Linked DNA regions of Mus musculus: region 2 is linked to region 1. The links are chromatin loops, found by intact Hi-C in ENCODE. Cell type or tissue: heart. All regions are shown on one strand. Links, peaks and the distances in the headings refer to the core of each region. The heading gives the core; the rest is flanking DNA.

Region 1 (5,378 bases), core at 287-5,286:
TATGTGTGTGTGTGTGTGTGTGTGTGTGTGTGTGTGTGTGTGTGTGTGTATTCTTTGGATTTTCAAGACAGGGTTTCTCTGTGTAGCCCTGGCTGTCCTGGAACTCACTTTGTAGACCAGGCTGGCCTCGAACTCAGAAATCCGCCTACTTCTGTCTCCCGAGTGCTGGAATTAAAGGTGTGCGCCACCACCCCCAGCTTCATTTTTTATAATATGACAGAATTATACATTCCAAAAACCTTTCCTCTCCAGAATTTCTAAAAGCATTCTGGGAGATCTGATGATCGTGGTTTACAGAAAAATAATGAAAGGATGTAGTTGAGCATGGACATTTAGAGCAACCTGCAGGGAATATGTACATGTGTAAGTATATCATACACAAATACACATTAAAAGATCACTGTTAGAGATTTTTTTCCTGAGGGGTTGTAGACATTGGCTGTCCTAGAACTCACTACGTATACCAACCAGACTGGCCTCTAACTCATAGATATCTGCCTGTCTCTGCTTCCCAAGTGCTGGAATTAAAAACATGTGCTTCCACCACCCAGCAAGATTATTTCTTTGTGTTAAAAAGAAGAGAGACAGATGCACAAAACGTTTAAATGGATTGTCTTATTGTAGAATTTTCCTCATCTGACATAAAGGTGACAATAATTTAAGAACAAATTTAAAACAGTGAAGAAAACAAGATTTAAAAGTGAGCTTTCACTGGGCAGTGGTGGCGCACGCCTTTAATCCCTGCACTTGGGAGGCAGAGGCAGGTGAATTTCTGAGTTCGAGGCCAGCCTGGTCTACAGAGTGAGTTCCAGGACAGCCAGGGCTACACAGAGAAACCCTGTCTTGAAAAAGCAGAAAGAAAAAGTAAACTTTCTCCTTGTCTCCTGCATGCATGCCTCAGGCACTAGGTAAAACCACCATTACATATATAGTCAACTTTTTCTCAGAACACTGGAAGATGGATGTAGGAAGAGCTTACAGCAAGATCCTGTTTCAATAAACAAACACCACCAACAAAAAACAACTGTTCAACTCTTTTCATTTAATAAATGAAGATAAATTTTAAAAATTGGGCTGGGCAGTGGTGGCACACGCCTGTAATCCCAGCACTTGGGAGGCAGAGGCAGGTGGATTTCTGAGTTCAAGACCAGCCTGGTCTACAGAGTGAGTTCCAGGATAGCCAGAACTGCGCAGAGAAACCCTGTCTCAAAAAACCAAACCAAACAAAACAAAAAAATTGATGTAAAAAGATTATGAATACTCTGCCTTCCTTTTTTTGTTGTTCTAAATTCAAAGATAGGGTTTTTCCTATGCAGATCATAGGATTATAATACTATAATACTATGTAACCCAGGCTGGCCTCTAATTATTTTCCTGTCTTAGCCATAACCCCCAACTTTAATGTGGTAATAGCCAAGATTTTTTTTTAGATTTATTTATTTATTTATTTATTTATTTATTATATGTAAGTACACTGTAGCTGTCTTCAGACACTCCAGAAGAGGGAGTCATATCTCAGGATCGGATGGTTGTGAGCCACCATGTGGTTGCTGGGATTTGAACTCCTGACCTTCGGAAGAGCAGTCGGGTGCTCTTACCCACTGAGCCATCTCACCAGCCCCCAATAGCCAAGATTTAACAACTGTGGCATAATAATAATCACTCAATAGCTTATATTAGCAAATGTTAGAATATGTGTTGACCCAAGTAGATTCATTTAAACTCAAATCTAGAGGCTGGGCATGGTGGCATACACATTTAATCCCAGCACTCAAGAGACAGAGGCAGGTGGGTCTCTCTGAGTTCCAGGCTAGCCTGGTGTACCGAGAGAATTCCAAGATAGCTAGGGCTACTCAGAAAGACTCCAATCTTGAAAAACAAACAAACAAAATCCCAAACAAACAAAAAAGTGGAATTAGACTTTATAGAATTGCTATTCCTTCAGAGAGAATACAAATGTTTATAATTATTGCTCAATGCCTTTCAGAGAGAAGCAGATTAGAAGAATATTTCTCTAGCATGAAAAAAAGCTCTGGGTTGTATACATAGTGAATCTGTGGGAGGCCTGGACTGCAGAAGTTCCTGTGGCAAGCAAACACAGGAAGATTGAGGCAGAACAATATACTGTGTAGTAAGACTGAGGCAGAACAATATACTTCACTGTGTAGAGTTTCTATTTTCTTGCCAGAGATTTTTGTTGAGACACTATAATTTTAAATATTTGAAAATCAACATACATATAAATTAGTAGTACTTAAGAGTCTTTGCTTTTAAAAAGGGGGGGAGGGGCTAGAGATATGGCTCAGCAGTTAAGAGCACTGACTGCTCTTCCAGAGGTCCTGAGTTCAATTCCCAGCAACCACATGGTGACTCACAACCATCTATAAGGTATCTGATGCCCTCTTCTGGTGTGTCTGAAGACAGCCACGGTGTACTCGTATAAATAACAAATGAATCTTTTTTTTTTTTTTAAAAGAGTCTCATGCTTTATTGACCAAGAAGGACTCCTTTAGAGAAAGCACTCCACACCTGAATCCACACACAGCAAATGAAAACGGAGATGAAATACACGTACCTAGGAACTTCCTCTTTTATGTGTAAAATTTCCAACCCTTGAGTATTCCAAGTAGTTACGATGTAATGTTTTTTGTTTTTTGTTTTTTGTTTTTTTTGGTTTGTTTGTTTTTTGCTGGTTGATAAAAAGAACTTGGGCTGGTGAGATGGCTCAGTGGGTAAGAACACTGACTGCTCTTCCTAAGGTCATCCCTGAGTTCAAATGATGAGTTCAAATCCCTGCAACCATATGGTGGCTCACAACCACCGGTAATGAGATCTGACTCCCTCTTCTGGAGTGTCTGAAGTCAGCTACAGTGTACTCACATATAATAAATAAATAAATCTTAAAAAAAAAAGAACTTAGCTCTCTTTTTAGAGTTGAATTTTGGCAAATGCAGAATTCAAAGGCAGATTTTAAGCAACTCAGGGAGACTGATACGTATTGAGTGGCTGAGCTGTAAGGTTTTAAGTAAAAATTCACACACAACTTTTAAAAAATCCAAAGCACTAGAAGGGAAAAATAAATTTGTGCTTCAGATGCAAGAATTGTCTCGGCTCAGTATGCTTGCAAACTTTTACAGTTTTGCCACAACTTTAACATTGCCAGAACCCCTTCTCCACAACCCTATCCCTTTGTTTCAGCAAACCCCCAAGTACTCAGATCAAACTAACAAATTAGTGACTCAGTGCAAAAAGGAGAGGTATTATGCAGACTCCCCGGGGGAAGTCATCCCTTTTGAGGCCCGTGATGCAATAACCATTAGACATAACTGTGGAGTAAGGGTTATTTTCACACTGGTCTTAGTTTAATTACCTCTGTTGAGCCTTAAAGATCACTGAACACAGACTAGGCCAGGTACCCCAAAGGTGGCGACCGGGACAGCAGCGGTTAAATTTTACGGACTTTCACAGAACGGTCTAGTGTACCTGTACTTAGGTTACGGTCGCTGTCAGTTCCTAGATTAAAATGAAGAGGTAAAAGGGTTGGGAGAGGTTAGGAGGACCCACAGGGTTCAGGAAAGGGGAAGGGGAGGGGAGGGAGCAGGAGACCGCCGGAAGGCCACAGGTTTATGGGCAAGATCCCGGCGTTCCCATGGAAACGTATCCCTCCGCTCCGCTCGCAGAGTCTCGCTCTAAGTTCCCTCCGCCCCGCCTCTAGGCTGTTTCCGCCCAGCTTCTTTGTGCCGCGCAGAACGTTGACACAACGCATGCGCAGAAAAAAAGAATCCCCGCCCGCCGCCTATATAAGCGCGACTCCGGCCTCTTCCTTGTAGTGCCGCCGGGATTGCAGGCAGAGGAGGTTGCGCAGCCGCTTCCGTGCTACTCGCGCTGTGAGCATTCCAAGCTAGAGCCGAGTACACGGGCCGGCCATCATGTCACGCTACGGGCGGTATGGAGGAGGTAAGCGGCCAGGGCCCCAGGGGAGGACGGTGCTGCCCGCCGACCGAGCAGAGCGGGGCCGCAGGGGCGGCGCGGCGGTTAGAGACGGTTATTCCGCGTGCGTAATGGCGGCTCCTGCGCACGCTGTACGAAGCCCGAGGCCGCGGGGGCGGGGAGGAGGAGGGCGAGCGGGACTGGAGGGCATGTGTGCCGCTTAGGGCCCGGGCGCTTGGCGCCTTTTGGTCTCTCCTGGACAGGCCGAAGCCTGGCGGGGTCGCCGTGGTGGCGTTGGCCATTTCTCCGCGCTGCCGCCCGCCTCCACCACCCCACCCCCCGCCCTCGGCGGCGGCGGCGGCTGCCATTTTGAGCACATTGATGACCGTGGTGGCGCATTTCCTCAGCGCTTTCCCGCCACTGGAGCCGGGGAGTGATGATGGGCGTTAAGATTCGGGTTGGGCTGGAGACGGAACGAAACCGGCAGCTGCGAGCTGCGCGTCGTCCAACAATTGGTCGGCATGAGGAGTAGCGCGAGGGGAAGACCGCTGCAAGCGGCGACGGCTTTTTTTCTCTCTCTTTTTTTTTCCTTCGCCGTTTCGAGCGTGGCTTCTGGCTCTGGGGCGGGGACTCGGGTGAGCCTGCGCCTGCTGTGGAAGCCGGGAACTGGCTCGGCCCTGATCCTCGCTGTAGACCTCTCCGCAGGCCGGGCCGCCGGAGCCCGCGCGCTGTTGTGCCCGAGGCTGCGGGGACTCGGGGGGCGGGGCGGGCCCGAGCCGGGCCCCACCTCCACCCCGCACGCCTCAAGTCTACCATGCTCCCGCTGCAGTCTCCCAGGGTTTCCTTCCTATAAGAGCGCCAGAACTTGGTCGCAGGTCTGGCTTTCCAGTCTTTCACGCTGTAAGATTTAGTACTTGGTGAAGACCTCTAAATAAAGGGAGCCAGACCTGGTGGTGCACTAGCTGCCTCAGGGAGGTTGAGGCCTGAGAGTCGTTTGAGCGATGTATAGCTAACATAGTTGTAGGGTGGCTCCGAGTAGATCACTTAGCTGGCTCAGAGTCTCCAAAACAAAACGTGTACGTTGCACAGCTCTTTAAGGATGGTCTGTTTTAAAGAAATGAATTCCCTATCACACGTTGAATAACATTTGTTCTGTTTACATTTTTTAAACAGAAACCAAGGTATATGTTGGTAACCTGGGAACTGGTGCTGGTAAAGGAGAGTTAGAAAGGGCATTCAGTTACTATGGGCCCTTAAGAACTGTGTGGATTGCCAGAAATCCTCCAGGATTCGCCTTTGTGGAATTTGAAGACCCTAGAGATGCAGAGGATGCAGTTCGAGGATTGGATGGGAAGTAAGTGGGTTGTTTTTCAAATTTCTTTAAAATATTCCCTCGGGCTGGATAAGTAATCTCGGTGCTAATCATAGACTCTCTGGGGGTGGACCTT
Region 2 (5,378 bases), core at 204-5,203, 81 kb before region 1:
AATTAAGATGCATGCTTACCGTATGTGTCTCCATTTGGAAATATAAATTTGATCTTATATACTTCTGACGAAGCTTTAAGAGATTGAGGGAAATAAAGGTAAGTTTAAATAGTTTAATATCATGAGACCCACAGCACATGTGCTTTCAGCAGGATTCCGGTAAATTCTCTTCACACAGACACACTGGCATTTCTACTGGCTGGTGCAGAGTCCTGAGGAAATAAATTATCTTCCCTAGATGGCCTATTTTAATTTATTTTGTATGATTTTATTAGTACAAAGTTAACTTTTTTTTTTCAGTCAGGCAGTAGTGGATGCTTTAACAATGCTTATCAGATTACGAAATCTGCTCACAGTGCCCACTGCAGCTATGCTGTGCTCTCCCGGAGGCACGAGCGTCTTCTTTGGGTAGAAACAGATTCTACCTCAATGTCTCATTCTTACTTTTGACTAAAAGGATGAACCTATGTAGGCCATGCAGGCTAGTGTCCAACTCTGTAGATGGCCCCTCTGCAAAGTCTGTCTGACTTCTTCTCATCCTTAAACTCCTCTGGTTCCAGGACTAGGGGTCTTAGTAAAGCAATGCTTATGTGTAGTTAGTCACCTACACTAAAATAGGGACCATAGATCGATGAAATGTCCTCCCACCACCTGACTCGGTATTGAGTACAAACAGAAAATGCTTATCTAGGGAATGAATGGCTCTTGAGACAGAATCATTAAACGCCTACTAAGCAGGACACTACTAAACACAACTGATCATACAGGAAATGAAGCAGTCCTCAACCGCTCTTCAGATTTCCACGTTTGATGAGCATAGTCTTGTACGGCTTTATCTCGGGGAAATGTTTCCCCTTTTTGGTTTTCAGGGTTTTTTTTTTTTTGGTTTTGTTTGTTTGTTTGTTGTTTCGTGAGAGTGTAATACTTTGAACACTACTGAAAGGAATTCCTATCTAAAAGAGTGCACTTCTTTTACAGAGCTATGTCACACCAGCATTTGGCCCTCTGCTGAAAAAAGTAAAAAGAAGTCTCAAATGCCTTTTTCGCCCTCTAGTGTTACAAATGTGGGGGCAGCACTGTATCATGTGAGTGTAAAATATCTCCTACCTGCTGCATGATATGAATTGGTAGCTTTATCAAAGATGGTTCCAATATTACTCAGGATGTCTTCTTTACAGATGATTTAAAAGCTAATTATATGTCTATAATATACATACATATATATAATATACATATAATTATATATGTACAATACACACACATGTATGTATATGTGTATACTTATATACATATATATATTGTGCTGGTACCCTAATGGTCACAGACCTGTGCTGTTTCTAGTTGTTTGGTGGTGTTTTTCTGTTTGTTTGTTTTTAAGGCGAGGCTAGACGTCTACAATTTTGTTCAGATGACTACAGGACCTGAAAAAGCTGTTGTTATTACTGATGCATAACATACTATTATTGCTCTTTATACATATACATAGATATATATACATATATAAAAATATATACACATATATAAATATATACACATATAAACATATACCTATATTTAAAATAATATTAATATATTATATGTTAATATATATTATATAATATATTAAATATGTATATATATTAAACACACGTTTAATTTTTGAAAACTGTACTTGTGTTTTCAACCATGTTGAGTTGTCATTGTACCAAAATCAGCAGCCATATTAGTCTAGAAACATCAAGCTAATTTCTTTTCCATTTGTACAGGCTTACTTCACTGTATTACATAGGTAAAACCTTATCTGTGTGAGTTCGATTACAGAAACTAATATTCTCTAAATAAGGGGGTGACGTTTCCACATTCAAATTTCTGGATTATGTGAGTTAGCAGGAACCTCTGCCATTGATCTGGCACCGTAAAGGAAACAAATCCGGAGTGATAGGCACAGCGAACCCACAGACTCGGGGGCCCACGCTGTATCTCCGGATCCCCCGACGCCGGGCTGTCGGTGCCCCTCCACCCCAGAGTGGATGCTGCGGCTGGCTCCGGGTCCATCAGCTCCCGAGAGGAAGCGCACTCACTTGATGGAGACGTGAAGGACAGGCTTTCGCGACTCTGCGATTCCCCTAGGCTCGCCAGCTCGGCAGGCTGGAGGGAGCTGGGCTCTAGGACAGAGCGGGCCTCGGTTGCTGGGGCGACCGGGCGACCTCTCACCCGGAAGCAAAAGTGCAAGAAGCCAATCAGAAGACACCTGGGCGGGGCGGCTGCTGCGGGTGAGGTCCAAGAGGGAAGCTGAACCCAGCCCGGACCCCGACCCTGGGTGCCGCCTCCTGAGCTCCGCAGCCAGCAACGCTACGAGCCAGGTACGGCCTGACGTGGCATGTGCGGGGCCGCGCGGGTTCGGGGTTGCCAGGCCCGCCTGCCGCCTCCCCTCTCTAGTGATCACATCCGAGGACCATGCAGCCCCTATGGTCCTGCCTGTCAGCCCAGGGGCAGTGAACCTGGACCTGCAGAATCCTGGGGAACCCCGGGATCTGCAGTCGAGGTCGTCCACACCCACGGCTCCGAGCAAGGTTGAAAAGGAGGGGCGCCAGCCCCATTTCCTGTCTGTGGCTCGGTGGCGACCCGAGGGGCTGTTTGGGGAAAGGGTTGGAGAAGATGGATGTTGAAGAAAGGAACCTTGCATGACTAGGTATCTGAATGGAGCTGGGGGAATGTATAGTGGTCAGAGGTTTGCCTGGGAGGCAAGCGGTGTGGGTTCAGTTTTCATCACCTCAGCTTGACGATGCTGTACGTGGGAGCCAAACTTGGGTGTGAAACAAAGGATCCTTTTAGAGCCAAACTTGGATCCAGTGTCTATGGTAAAGAAAGATGAAATCTTAGCAGGCTACATAGATAGTGGGATTCCTCCCTGCGGACTAGATAACCTAATTTGTATTCTACAGAAAACGTCTGGGGAATGTGATATCGGATGCCGCTATAATCGGTAAATCTTGGTTCAGATTTTTGCGTGAAAATTACAGCTCAAGTTGAAAATGTAACCTTTTCTGGGTTGGTGTGAGGCAACTTGTTTTAAGTCAGTACAGAATCTTCTTGCCTTTTTTTTTTCCTCAGCCATTTCTCAATGTATGAATTGACCCCAGCTGGGTGGTTTGGGTGGTAAGATGTTTGATGTTTTCCTTTCTTCCTACGTAAAAAAAACAAAAAGACAAAAACCCGATATGCAGCTGGGCGTGGTAGTGCACGCCTTTGGAAACAGAGGCAGATGGATCTCTGTAAGTTTGAAGCCAACCTGGTCTACAAAGCGAGTTCCAGGGCAGCCAGTGCTATTTACACAGAGAAACCCTGTCTGGAAAGACATAAAGGTGGGGGGAGGGGGGTGGGAGAATGCGATTATTGAAAATTCAGTTTGTGCCATTCCTTCAGTCACATGTTAATCATTTCATGTCATTATGGTTTTGTGAGTGTATGTATATACTGCTGTCCTTTGGAGAGCTCGTGGTTGGGGCTCAGGATGTCTTGCCTAGTGGGGATCTAGGGTTAGAGAGTAGTTAAAATAATTGAGGGGTGTTGTTTGTTAGTTTGTTTTTGTTTTCTAAGACAGTTTCTCTGTGTAGCCCTGGCTGGCTTGGAACTCACTCTGTGGACCAGGCTGGCTTCCAACTCACAGATCCACCTGCCTCTAAAGGTGTCTGCCACCACTGCTTGGCAAGTTTTACACTTTAAATTGAAAGAGGACATTATTTGTGTTTTTGTTTGGTTTCTCTATGGTGTTTGGCCACTTGTGGGGAGGGGGGGTCCCACTCACCTAGGAGAAACTGTCTTTCCTGATTCTAGCTAATGACCCACCCACCAGGGAATCTGCCATTCGTATAAAAACTAACCAGTCTTGGATTCAAATCTCAAACCACCACCTTTATCTACCACTCACAATGCAGCTAATACTGAAGTCAGGTACCACAGCAAAGAAGAATCAGTTACCAAAACATTTGTTGAAAGCTTTACTTAAACACACACACACACACACACACACACACACACACACACACGGCATTCCACCAAAGCCAGAGTAGCCTATTTAGTATAAATGTTCTGCTCTGTTTACACAAACCAACAGTAAAACTTCTGAGGAGCTAGCATTCTATCTCAAAGTCTCCCTGACACAGGCACTTCCTCCTGCCCCTCATAGCCACAGCCAATGGAGTTTCGATGTAAACACCCTATGTCTTCCTCCCCACCATTTTTAAGACACTGCATTTCTTTTCTCTAACCTGAACGACTGTAATAGTTGCCCAACTGAAACTATTATTTCCTTCTGTGCACTCTGGCCTCATCCCAGCACCTGGCCCAGGGCGCTAATTGATGTTCCGAGCTTGAAACCTTCGCATCTGTCATTGCTGCTGCTTGGATGTTCTCTTCACAAGTATTTCATGGCTCACTTTCTCCACCTATTCATATATCCACTCATAGGTTATTGAGTGAGGCATTCAGCAACTACTCTGTAATAGCCTTGTTCTCTTAAATAATTTTTTTTGTTAGAACCTTTTTATCTTTTTTTTTCCATTTTTTATTAGGTATTTAGCTCATTTACATTTCCAATGCTATACCAAAATTCCCCCATACCCACCCACCCCCACTCCCCTACCCACCCACTTCCCCTTTTTGGCCCTGGCATTCCCCTGTACTGGGGCATATAAAGTTTGCGTGTCCAATGGGCCTCTCTTTCCAGTGATGGCCGACTAGGCCATCTTTTGATACATATGCAGCTAGAGTCAAGAGCTCCGGGGTACTGGTTAGTTCATAATGTTGTTCCACCTATAGGGTTGCAGATCCCTTTAGCTCCTTGGGTTCTTTCTCTAGCTCCTCCATTGGGAGCCCTGTGATCCATCCATTAGCTGACTGTGAGCATCCACTTCTGTGTTTGCTAGGCCCCGGCATAGTCTCACAAGAGACAGCTACATCTGGGTCCTTTCGATAAAATCTTGCTGGTGTATGCAATGGCGTCAGCGTTTGGATGCTGATTACGGGATGGATCTCTGGATATGGCAGTCTCTACATGGTCCATCCTTTCATCTCAGCTCCAAACTTTGTCTCTGTAACTCCTTCCATGGGTGTTTTGTTCCCAATTCTAAGGAGGGGCATAGTGTCCACACTTCAGTCTTCATTCTTCTTGAGTTTCATGTGTTTAGCAAATTGTATCTTATATCTTGGGAATCCTAGGTTTGGGGCTAATATCCACTTATCAGTGAGTACATATTGTGTGAGTTCCTTTGTGAATGTGTTACCTCACTCAGGATGATGCCCTCCAGGTCCATCCATTTGTCTAGGAATTTCATAAATTCATTCTTTTTAATAGCTGAGTAGTACTCCATTGTGTAGATGTACCACATTTTCTGTAT

The links. A loop is a pair of places that touch in the nucleus more often than their neighbours do. Peaks named below come from ENCODE experiments on the same cell type or tissue, not always from the same donor. Only the 100,000 strongest peaks of a DNase experiment are listed, where the experiment ranks them.
Region 2: a loop joins it to region 1, with 4 times the contacts of the local background. A loop is called at or near these places in 1 of 42 quality-filtered maps.

Annotation. Positions count from the first base shown.
Region 1 is chr17:80,205,754-80,211,131 of GRCm38, reverse strand. Srsf7 (serine and arginine-rich splicing factor 7) reads left to right here and starts at 3,827. Exons shown (of 8, transcript NM_146083.2): 1 at 3,827-3,957; 2 at 5,104-5,284. The coding sequence starts at 3,930. It also overlaps a transcript of Gemin6 not described here. In heart, for the core only: a CTCF peak has its summit at 2,418 (motif pointing left); a DNase peak (open chromatin) is centred at 3,761; H3K4me3 peaks cover 2,325 bases; H3K27ac peaks cover 2,381 bases.
Region 2 is chr17:80,287,020-80,292,397 of GRCm38, reverse strand. It overlaps Dhx57 (DEAH (Asp-Glu-Ala-Asp/His) box polypeptide 57), which reads left to right and starts at 1,922. Exons shown (of 24, transcript NM_001163759.1): 1 at 1,922-2,342. It overlaps Morn2 (MORN repeat containing 2), which reads right to left and starts at 2,186. Exons shown (of 5, transcript NM_194269.2): 1 at 2,061-2,186; 2 at 20-73. In heart, for the core only: a CTCF peak has its summit at 1,051 (motif pointing left); a DNase peak (open chromatin) is centred at 2,197; H3K4me3 peaks cover 2,115 bases; H3K27ac peaks cover 1,595 bases.